2 separate regions of the Mus musculus genome follow, and region 2 is linked to region 1. A link is a loop called in an ENCODE intact Hi-C map of the cell type or tissue named here. Cell type or tissue: heart. All regions are shown on one strand.

Region 1 (5,000 bases):
TCAAGCTTCCTGCCCTGTCTTATAAGCCACTGGAATCCTACTTACTTCAGGCTCCTTTGGCTCTGCAGAGTTAGAGGATGGTGGACAAAAAAGTCTTAGTTCAGTTTAACAAAGCATATACGCTTCATAAAACTCAGCACTAGGGACTGGGACCTCAGAATGAGCTCACACAAGAGCCAACTGTTTTATTCACTATAGAGTTATGCCTGGCTGGATGACTTTACAATGGTACCTCCATCTCTACAAAAACCATTGCACCAACATTTTATTTCCTTGTCACCAAAGGTCTATTCTCTTTCATTGGGCAATTCAAGATGAAGCCATGGCTACTCCTTAAAGAGTCACATGAGCTGGGCGTGGGGGCGCACACCTTTAATCTCAGCACTCAGGAGGCAGAAGCAGGTGGATTTCTGAGTTCGAGGCCAGCCTGGTCTACAAAGTGAGTTCCAGGACAGCCAGGGCTACACAGGGAAATCCTGTCTCGGACACACATACACACACACACACACACACACACACCCAAAAAAAGGGTCACAAGAGGAAGGCAGAGGCAAGTGGATCTCCTAGTTAGTGATCAGACTGGTCTACACAGCAAGTTCCAGGACAGCCAGCACTACACAAAGAAACCCTGTCACAAAAATACATTAAGGAGGGGTTGGGGATTTAGCTCAGTGGTAAAGTGCTTGCCTAGCAAGCCCAAGGCCCTGGGTTCGGTTCTCAGCTCCGGAAAAAAAGAAAAAAAAAAAAAATACATTAAGGAAAAAAAAAGGGCCAACCAGAGCGAGCAGAGGTCCTAAATTCAATTCCCAGCAACCACATGAAGGCTCACAACCATCTGTACTGCTACAGTGTACTCATATACATAAAATAAATAAAGAAATCTTTAAAAAAAAAAAAAGGAAGAAAGGAAGGAAGGAAGGAAGGAAGGAAGAAAGGAAGGAAGAAAGAAAAGTAAAGTCACAAGTCACAAGTGGGCTGGTCTGTGGAGGCATATTCCTTTAGGAGGCAGAGACAGGAGGATCTCCGTGAGTTCTAGGCCACCTTAGTCTACAAAGCAAATTCCAGGCCAGGCATAGGTACACATTCAGACCCCATCTCAGACAAAATGCTCCATTTGTGAAGTCCACTCCCGGGAGTGGAGAACATGCCTGATGTTGAAGTGGGTGTGTGTGTACACTGGTGTGCTGTCCAGAGTCTGAGGACAGAGCCATCGGGTTAGGAGGAAGCTGCTATCTGATGTTTGGGTGGGGTGGGGCAGGGAGCTATTCTTGCAGCGATGTGGTTTGTTTTTTTTTGTTTTGTTTTGTTTTGTTTTTTTTGTTTAGGGAAACCGTATGTACTGGCTACTTCACAGCCAAGGTGAGCTGAAGGAAGAGGAAGCAGTGAAGCTACTTCACGCCGCTGACCTTCCTATTCATCTTGAAAAAGAGCAAGATTCCCCTATGTCTCTGGGTCCTTTGCAGGGCGCCGCTGGCAGCAGCCGTTATGCGCTTTCTGACACACTTTTCCTCCGACTCTTCTGCCACTTTTCCCTGTCCTCCAGCTCGGTCCCTTTTCTCGAATTTTAACAGTCTGCAGTCCACGGGCGGGGATCTTAAGGTGAGGGGAAGCCCGGTACCCCCTGATCGCGGACTAGGGGGACAGCCTCCAAGGTCCCACACCTACCCCGGGGTGGGGGGAGCTCTCGAAGTGCAGACACCCTCTGGTTCTCTCATCCTAAGGTGCAGAGTGGTACTGACCGAGGTCAGAGGGGACGAGCCGGTGGCAGCAGACACACAAAGCTGGCGACTAGGAAAGGAGGGAGCGGCTGCCTGTCCCGGTTGAGGACAGAGGCGTAGAAAGAGAGGGACGGACAAGGGGGCTCTGGGGACCACAGAGAGAACGCTGACAGGAGCCCTGGAGTGCACAGGAGCTGTGGGACGGCCGGACGAGGCGGCAAGCCTGAGGCGACGGCCGGGAGACACTCACCAGACCCAGGGGGGAGGGAGGCGCGGGGCCGACGGCTACAGAGACGGCGCAGACGCGACGTGCGGGCGGCTCCAGAGCGACCGCGACACGCCGGGGACTCCGAATGAGCGCAGCTGCCGATCCGCGACAGGACAGGACAAAAGGAAGAACCCCAACTGCCGGAAAAGACGGCGGCGCGGAGGGGCCAAGGCTCCCCCGGTACCCCCTCAGACTGTGGAGAGGGGCCGCCGCGGCTGAGACTGCGCATGCGCCCCCCGCCAGCGGCGCTCGCCGGGCAGCGGGACTGCGCGTGCGCGGCGGCGCCCCGCCCACATTTCACCCCTCACCCGACTGCGCCTAGCCGAGGAGGCCCTACGAGTGCAGAGCGGGGCGGGCTCCCTGGTGGCTTTGTGATGGGCTGGACTAGCTGGCCTTTGTTATGTTACTTTTTCTTTTGAAATAATTATAGACTCGCCAGAAGTTACAAAACGAAAACCTGGAAGTTCCGTAAAAGCCAACACCCACCCAGCTTCCCTCAAGGTCTTACATAAGGCACCGGGCTCTGCACCCGGAAATTAACATTGGCTCTCTATCAACTAAACCAATGCAATCAACTACCGTGACGGGGATTTAGCATTTGGCGTGCACTCGCTGGATGATGTCTTTAGTTCTCTGAAATTTAATCTGAGTTTTACCCCATCCTCCTTGACTTCAGATCATTGTGGCCATAAGTCTGTTGGAACCCGTGGCCCTTCCTATTTTTCGTTATTGTAAAGGATTAACGTGCCTTTGTTTGGGATCAGGTGATCTCTCACACCTAACACCTCTCCATTGTGCACAACTTAAAGCCTCTCATTGATTTCCAGAGAACTGAGCCCAGTGCCCTCGATTAGAAAGTTTTAAAGTCCTGAAAAAACGATGAATGGCTCCCTAGAAAGGAGTCCTCTGGGAGCAAGCGAGAAGAGAGCTCCCTCCTGTTAGTCACTTCCCAAGCCGCCCCTAGTAAGTGTTCTGATTTTCCCTTTTCTTTTATGTTTTTTTGTTTTGTTTTTTGTTTTTCGAGGCAGGGTTTCTCTGTGTAGCCCTGGCCGTCCTGGAACTCACTTTGTAGACCAGGCTGGCCTCGAACTCAGAAATCCACCTGCCTCTGCCTCCCAAGTGCTGGGATTACAGCAGGTGTGTGCCACCGCCACCACCACCACCACCACCACCACCACCCCCGCTTTGATTTTGGTTTGGTTTTTTTTTTTTGGTTTTTTTTTTTTTTTTTGGTTTTTCGAGACAGGGTTTCTCTGTATAGCCCTGGCTGTCCTGGAGCTCACTTTGTAGACCAGGCTGGCCTCGAACTCAGAAATCCGCCTGCCTCTGCCTCCCGAGTGCTGGGATTAAAGGCGTGCGCCACCACCGCCCGGCTGATTTTGTTTTTAATTGCATTGTAATTATTGAATTCATTATCTTGCTAATACTTTTTTTACTTTTTTTTTTTTTTTTTTTTGCCTCTTAAAATTTTTTTGAGACAGTCTTATGTAGCTCAGGGTCTCAGGGTAACACAAACAACGTGTTGCTGAGGGTAAACCTTGAACTCTCGAAATCCTCCTGCCTTAGCCTCTCAAGTCCTGATGTGGGTTACATCATGTCTCTCATTTGAAAATAAATTCCCAAGCAGGGGTAGTGGTGCCTGCTGCTACTTCCCCCTTTCCTCTTCCCCACAGGGCAACGCTCATCAGCTGACTCTGAGTACTTTTTCCAACACAGATCCAGAATGGGGCTTGATGTGCAATGGCCTGGTGCTTCTCAGGCACTGGTGTGCGTTGGCCTGGTGCTTTCACTGTGTGCATACAAATAGCCCCCTAAGACTATAGGGGCTGGGTAGAGGGCTCAGCAGTTAAGAACATACAGAGAGTCGGGCAGTGGTGGTAAACACCTGTAATCCCAGCACTTGGGAGGCAGAGACAGGCAGATTTCTGAGTTTGAGGCCAGCCTGGTCTACAGAGTGAGATCCAGGAAAGCCAGGGCTTCACAGAGAAACCCTGTCTCAAAAAACCAAAAAAAAAAAAAAAAAAAAACAAACAAACAAAAAACCACACAGTGAGTGCTCTTACAGAAGACACAAGTTCAGTTCCTAGCACCCACATGATGGCTCCCAACCATTTGTAACTCCAGCCTCAGGAAATCTGATGTAGATGTGTTTTTTTTGGCTACTTTATAGGGTTCTTATATATCTACTGCCCTTCCAATTGTCCAACACTAAATAGGACAGAATGAAACTTAGAGGGGAAAGGGGACATAGACCTCTTTAGACTGCTCAAGGGCATTCAGTTCCTTGGGGGCAAGTCTAATCTTAGTTGTCAGAATAGCTTCAATCCAGCAATAGCAGGAGAAGCAGGGTTGGGGGAGGAAGAAGAGGAAGAGAAACCAGGAGCAGGGGATCCTCAGCCACTCCAGGCCCTCTCAAGGGTCTTGCATTTACACTTTCTCAAGAGCCCTTAGAAGGCCATACTAATAAACGATCTGAATCTGATTAAAATAAAAATCACGCCCCTCCTAGAGCAGGAAACAAACATAGTCAGCGGCTGCGGACAATCTGAAGCAACCCCATATACGCCACACCTGGGATTAAGACAAAAACATATAAACATAACATCATTGGGTTTCAAAGACACCAAAACTCTCCAATCCAATGTTGTCCTCTGGCCTCCTCTTGCACTGCACGTATGTAATACACAGGCACAACACACCTACACACATAAATTAAAAATTAGTGGGGTTGCGTGTGGAGGTGCAAAACAGGGCTAGAGAGAGAGATGAGTGTTTAAGAGTATACATTGCTCTGTGCAGGTTCCCAACATTCATGCTGGAGATCTCATAAATGCCTCGAACTTTCGCAGATCCTCCACAGGCACCTACACTCACATACATTACCCTACCACACACAAGCACACATACACACACACACAGAGGCACCTACACTCACATACATATACCCTACCACACATATGCACACACACACACACACATAGGCACAAATTAAAGATAATTTTTTTTCAAGAGAG
Region 2 (5,000 bases), 56 kb before region 1:
TGCTCTTAACCGCTGAGCCATCTCTCCGGCCCCCTCTTTCAATTTTTAAATTTACATTTATTTACTCTGTGTGTGTTCATTGTAGGAGGTCAGAGAGCAAGTCTAAAACTGGATTTCTCTTTCCATCATGAGGGTCCCAAGGACTGAACCCTAGATACATGGCTTTGTAGCAAGTGTCTTCAGCCAAGGCATCTCACCGGCCTTAACGTTTCTTTTCTTTCTCTTTCTCAAGACAGATTTTCTCTGTGTAGACCAGGCTAACCTTGAACTCACAGAAATCTGCCTACCTCTGCCTCCTGCATGCTTGTATTAAAAGTGTGTGCCACCACCAACCTGGCAACTTGGTTTTCTTTTTTCTTTTTTTTTTTAAAGATTTATTTATTATTATATGTAAGTACACTGTAGCTGTCTTCAGACACACCAGAAGAGGGAGTCAGATCTTGTTACGGATGGTTGTGAGCCACCATGTGGTTGCTGGGATTTGAACTCTGGACCTTCGGAAGAGCAGTCGTGTGCTCTTACCCACTGAGCCATCTCACCAGCCCTTGGTTTTCTTCTTATTGCATTTATTTCTCTCTTTAAGTAACCTAACCAGACTATGTGGCCAGCAAGCCCCAGGGGTCTTCTCATCTCTAGAGCTAGGGCACAGCATATGCTGATCGACGCACCTGGCTCTGTACAGATCCAAACCCAGGTTCCCATGATTGAGCAGTGTGCACTTTACCGGCTGAGCATAGTGGTGAACGTGTGTAAATTTAGTAATCAGGGGCTTGAGGCAGGAGGATTGCCACAGGTATGAATCCAGCATAAGCTACAAAGTTAAGTTCCAAGCCAGCCAAGTTATAGAGTGAGACTCTCTCTTTCTCTCTAACTAACAAGAGAAGTCTCTACTTATTAGGATTGTAGAGGAGTTCCCCAGGAAGCAAGGGTATTGAGCTGGGGTCAGGTGACCTGCCTGTGCATCCTATAAACACTGCCCAGTAGTGTAATAGCCTTGAACACTACTTATTTATGTCTTGTTTTCCTTATGTGTAAATCTGCATGATTAAACCTTCCGTCCTTGGTTGGTGAGAAGTTTTAAGGGCTGTAAAACATCATGAAGAAATCTCAGTGTTCTATAGTATTTACCAGCAGCAGGTGCAATATTTTAGGAAATGTACTAACCCCATTAATTGAATGGACTTGTGCTACTTTTCAAATTAGCCATTATGAACAATGAAAGTTCCAGGCCTGCCAATCTGTCTTTAGGAAGGGTTACAGTCTCAGATGATGAACCTAGTTCAGATATTTGAGGATACACTTAAATTTGTTTCTTTGTTTTTCAAGACCGGGTTTCTCTGTGTAGCCCTGGCTGTCCTGGAACTCACTCTGTAGACCAGGCAGGCCTGGAACTCAGAACTCAGCCTGACTGAGGATACAGTTAAATTAAAGTGACAAAAGTCGACATTAATACACATTTCTCATATGCCTCCTATAATTGATATTCATCCAAAATCGGTGTCATGTCTGATTTAATGATATTTAATCAAAAGACAACCCTTTTACTCTTCACTATTAGTTAAGTATGTGCTATCTTGGATCCCCTCTGGGCGATGGATAACAAGTATTAAGTGTTGGCTCAGGATGGGTGAGGGGAGCTTGGAAATGAAAGAAAGAGGAAGTTGATTGTCCTGTATTCAGAACAAGAAAGGCAGTAGTTCCACCGTGGGTATGGAGACTGCACAGGGGCACAGGATTAGAAGAGGAAACTTTTGGAATGAAATTTTAATCAGTGGGTATGTTCTCTGTAGTTCCAAGGCCCAGAGATGCCAGCACATGATCTCATTACTGTGTTGGCTTTTTTGTGACATTACTGTGTTGGTGGTCGTATTTGGTTTGTTTTGAGACATGGTTTCCTCTGTGTAGCCCTGGCTGTTCTGGAATTCACTTTGTAGACCCAGTTTCCTGACTGGATTCCCTGACTTCCCTTAGTGACAGGTGGTATGGGGGAAACTGGGCAAGGTAGACCCGTCCCCCTCCTCCCCTCCCCCCCCCAGAAGCAACATAAGCCAAATAAGGGGGACCTCGATTTCCTGATCCTCCTGCCTCTACCTCCCAAGTGCTAGGATTAATGCTGTGCACACAGGTATTCCCTATATTTTTTTGCGTGGTTTTATTAGTTTATTTAGTGCTCAGCAGCAGTTTTAAAGTAGAATAATGTCAGCACTTGGGAGACAGGGACAGGAGGATGAGGAGTCCAAAGCCATCCTTGGCTACACAGCAAATTCAACATGGGCTGCGGCGTCACATCTCAATAAAATGAACTCGGACCTGGAGACGTAGCTCAACTGGTAGAATAATGGCCTAGGGTGCATGAAGCCCTGGGTTACACCAGAGCCCTTCATAATTCGGCTACGGTAGGGCTTGTCTGTAACCCTATCCATCACTCACATGGTGAAGGTCGGATCAGAGGTGCAAGGCCATACTGGGATAAAGGAGACTGTCTCAAAAAACAAAGAACACCCCATGTATTAAGAGTGGAGAGCCAGGGAGGAGGGAGAAGGGAAATAAAGGTTAAAACAAGCAAACCCCCAATAGAACGAAACACCCAAAACTAGAAGTCTGTGCAATCATTGTGATGGTGTAATCAACTGGTCTGATAACTTTCTTAAGTACAAAAGCCACAAGTCCCCGTGACCCTGAGAGATGGAGCCAGGTTCCTCCTCTCAGGTTCCCTTGTGCGGTTCACAGGAAGCAAGGCAACCAGCTTTCTAATAGTTTGCTTCCAGGTAACATGAAACCTGTAGAATCTTGTTTGCTATCGCAGATTGTTCCGTGAAACTCAAGAGTTGGGGGGAAGTTTTTGTTTTCTCTTTTATCTTGTTTTGTTGTTGTTGATGTTTTTCTGTCTTTGGGCTGCAGTTCATATCCATCCGCCACACAAAGGCGATAGGCTCATCTTTCCGTGAGCATCACGCGTTCCGGGGCGACCCAGCCTCTTTCACCTTCGAGCCTGCAGCTCGCTTTCCTGTCTGAGCCCCTTGGGTGATGGAGCGCAAGCGGCGGCGGCGCGCGTTACTGGGCCGCCCTGGCGAAGAGCCCCAGTTCCCGGCCGGCCGGGCAGGCAGGCGAGGCCCCGGCCTATGGCGGAGTCCGCGGCGGGGGCGGGGCGAGCCGCGCGGCCTTCCCGGCATGCCCCGCGGTGGGCGGGGCTCTTGTTTTGAAGGGCCGGGTGACTCAACCGGGGATCCGCGGCCAGGGCGGGGGCGCGCGGTGGCCGGAGCTTGGAGGTGGCTTCGGGGCTCGGTGTCGGAGAGCGCGGCAGCAAGCGGCCGGTGAGTGCCGAGTGACAGGGTGGGCGGGCGAGCGGGCAGGTGATGGCGCGGGCTGATGATGGCGGCGGGCGCGACGCTGCGGCCTGAGAGGCCCCGTGCGGGCTCCTCCCCGGCCTGGGGAGAAAGGAGAAGCCGGGCGAGGCTGCCGACCAACCACGCAGGGCCACCGGTAGCCCAGGCTGGGGAAGGTTGGTCGCGCTTTCCCAGAACCTCTGGAATCTTCTGTCGGTCCTGTCGCCCCTCTGTTGTCATCCCATGCTTAGTGCAGAACTGGGAGATTTTTTTCTTGCATATAAGAACTTTTTATAGCAGACAGTGTCGTCAGGCTTGCGCCATGAGGACACCTCCTCCCCTTTGTGGGAATTTGTCATTCTTTCTGAACATTCCTGGATTGGGCTGATTTACTATTTAGAAGTAAATCTAATCTTTTAAGTGAGAATTCAGCAAACGAACTAACAGACAGGCCAGGAACTCTGACCAACCAAGCTCTTTCACGGTGTCTGTTTGCTGATAGACAATTGTTTACCTAGAAATTTGAGATTTCTTTTTAAATGATCTCCCAAACAGAATGTTGGAATAATATTAGTTGTGACGAACCTTGAATTAGAACGTCAACCCCACTCCAGAGGAACAAAAACAAAATCTTAAAGTAGCAGTTCTCAAACGCGTTTTGCAGGTCGCTAGCACGGCTCCCAGAAATTAATTCTAGAAATCTAGGGTGGACCCCTGAGTCTACTAGTGCTGGCAGGCAACCACCCCGCTTGGGCCGCCTTGGTAAGCCAGGAACCGGACCTTAGGAAACCAAGATTAGCTTGGCCTGAGGACTGTAAATACTGTCTCATGTCCTTTTCTTTCTGTTGACTTACTCCTCTCCTGTCCGTAATCAGTCGGGAGTCAAGAAGCCCTGATTCGGAAGGCTGTGTGAGAAAGGATAGTGCTTTCTGGAGCCCTTACATGAGAGCAGGAAATGGCTTTTTATCCATATCCTGTTATTGCCTGGGTGGGAGAAAGATGGCGTGGATCAGGCTAACCCACCTTGTTTCTCTCAGGAGCCTGTTGGTAGGATCGTGGGAGCTTGAGCATGTCATTAGGTCTTGGCTCCCACCTCAGCTCTCTGCTTTCCTTCTCATGGTATCAGCCAGGGAGTGCCCGGAGCCTGGGGGGTCTCTGATTCCCTGGGATGTGCCAGCATCAGTAGTATTTATGGGCTTTTAGTTGTGGGTATCAATTCACTAGCTACAGAATATCTGAATGATGCCTAGCTTACACAGTACAACTGAAGTAAGGCATGTTAGAGACAGTATCCCAAGCGTGGCTCAGAATTCCCTTGCTGTCTGGCAGAAATGAGGGTTGGATGACCTCCACATCTGCCAAAGGTGTTTTCTACATCTTGATGTCTCTTGAGACTCCACAGGGATATTAAAGGTAGCCATGAGGGTTTGGCGTTTTTCTTGGCTTTGGTGGCTTTGGATGTCTGGCTACTTATTGATGGTTTTGTTGTTGTTGTAGATGACGTACAAAAACAGTGTGCCTTTCTGTAATGCTGAGTTTCCTGACTTGTTTTGTGTTTCCCACCTGCCACACATGGGGTCTCCCCACACCTCCATGGCTAATTGGAGTGAGAAACTGAGGGAACTGTTTGGATGATGTTAAATGATTTAAGATGGGAAAGTCGGAGTCCTTGAA

The links. Hi-C counts contacts between places; a loop is a spot of excess contacts. Peaks named below come from ENCODE experiments on the same cell type or tissue, not always from the same donor. Only the 100,000 strongest peaks of a DNase experiment are listed, where the experiment ranks them.
Region 2: it touches region 1 in a loop (2.0-fold over the local background); 4 of 42 quality-filtered maps call a loop at or near these places.

What each region holds. Positions count from the first base shown.
Region 1 is chr17:29,005,743-29,010,742 of GRCm38, forward strand. It overlaps Stk38 (serine/threonine kinase 38), which reads right to left and starts at 2,253. Exons shown (of 14, transcript NM_134115.3): 1 at 1,969-2,253. In heart, no CTCF peak of the experiment used is centred here; DNase peaks (open chromatin) are centred at 1,189, 1,799, 2,209 and 3,689; H3K4me3 peaks cover 1,993 bases; H3K27ac peaks cover 2,054 bases.
Region 2 is chr17:28,949,256-28,954,255 of GRCm38, forward strand. Kctd20 (potassium channel tetramerisation domain containing 20) reads left to right here and starts at 3,181. Exons shown (of 8, transcript NM_001356300.1): 1 at 3,181-3,314. In heart, a CTCF peak has its summit at 2,995; DNase peaks (open chromatin) are centred at 3,166, 4,256 and 4,316; H3K4me3 peaks cover 2,779 bases; H3K27ac peaks cover 3,168 bases.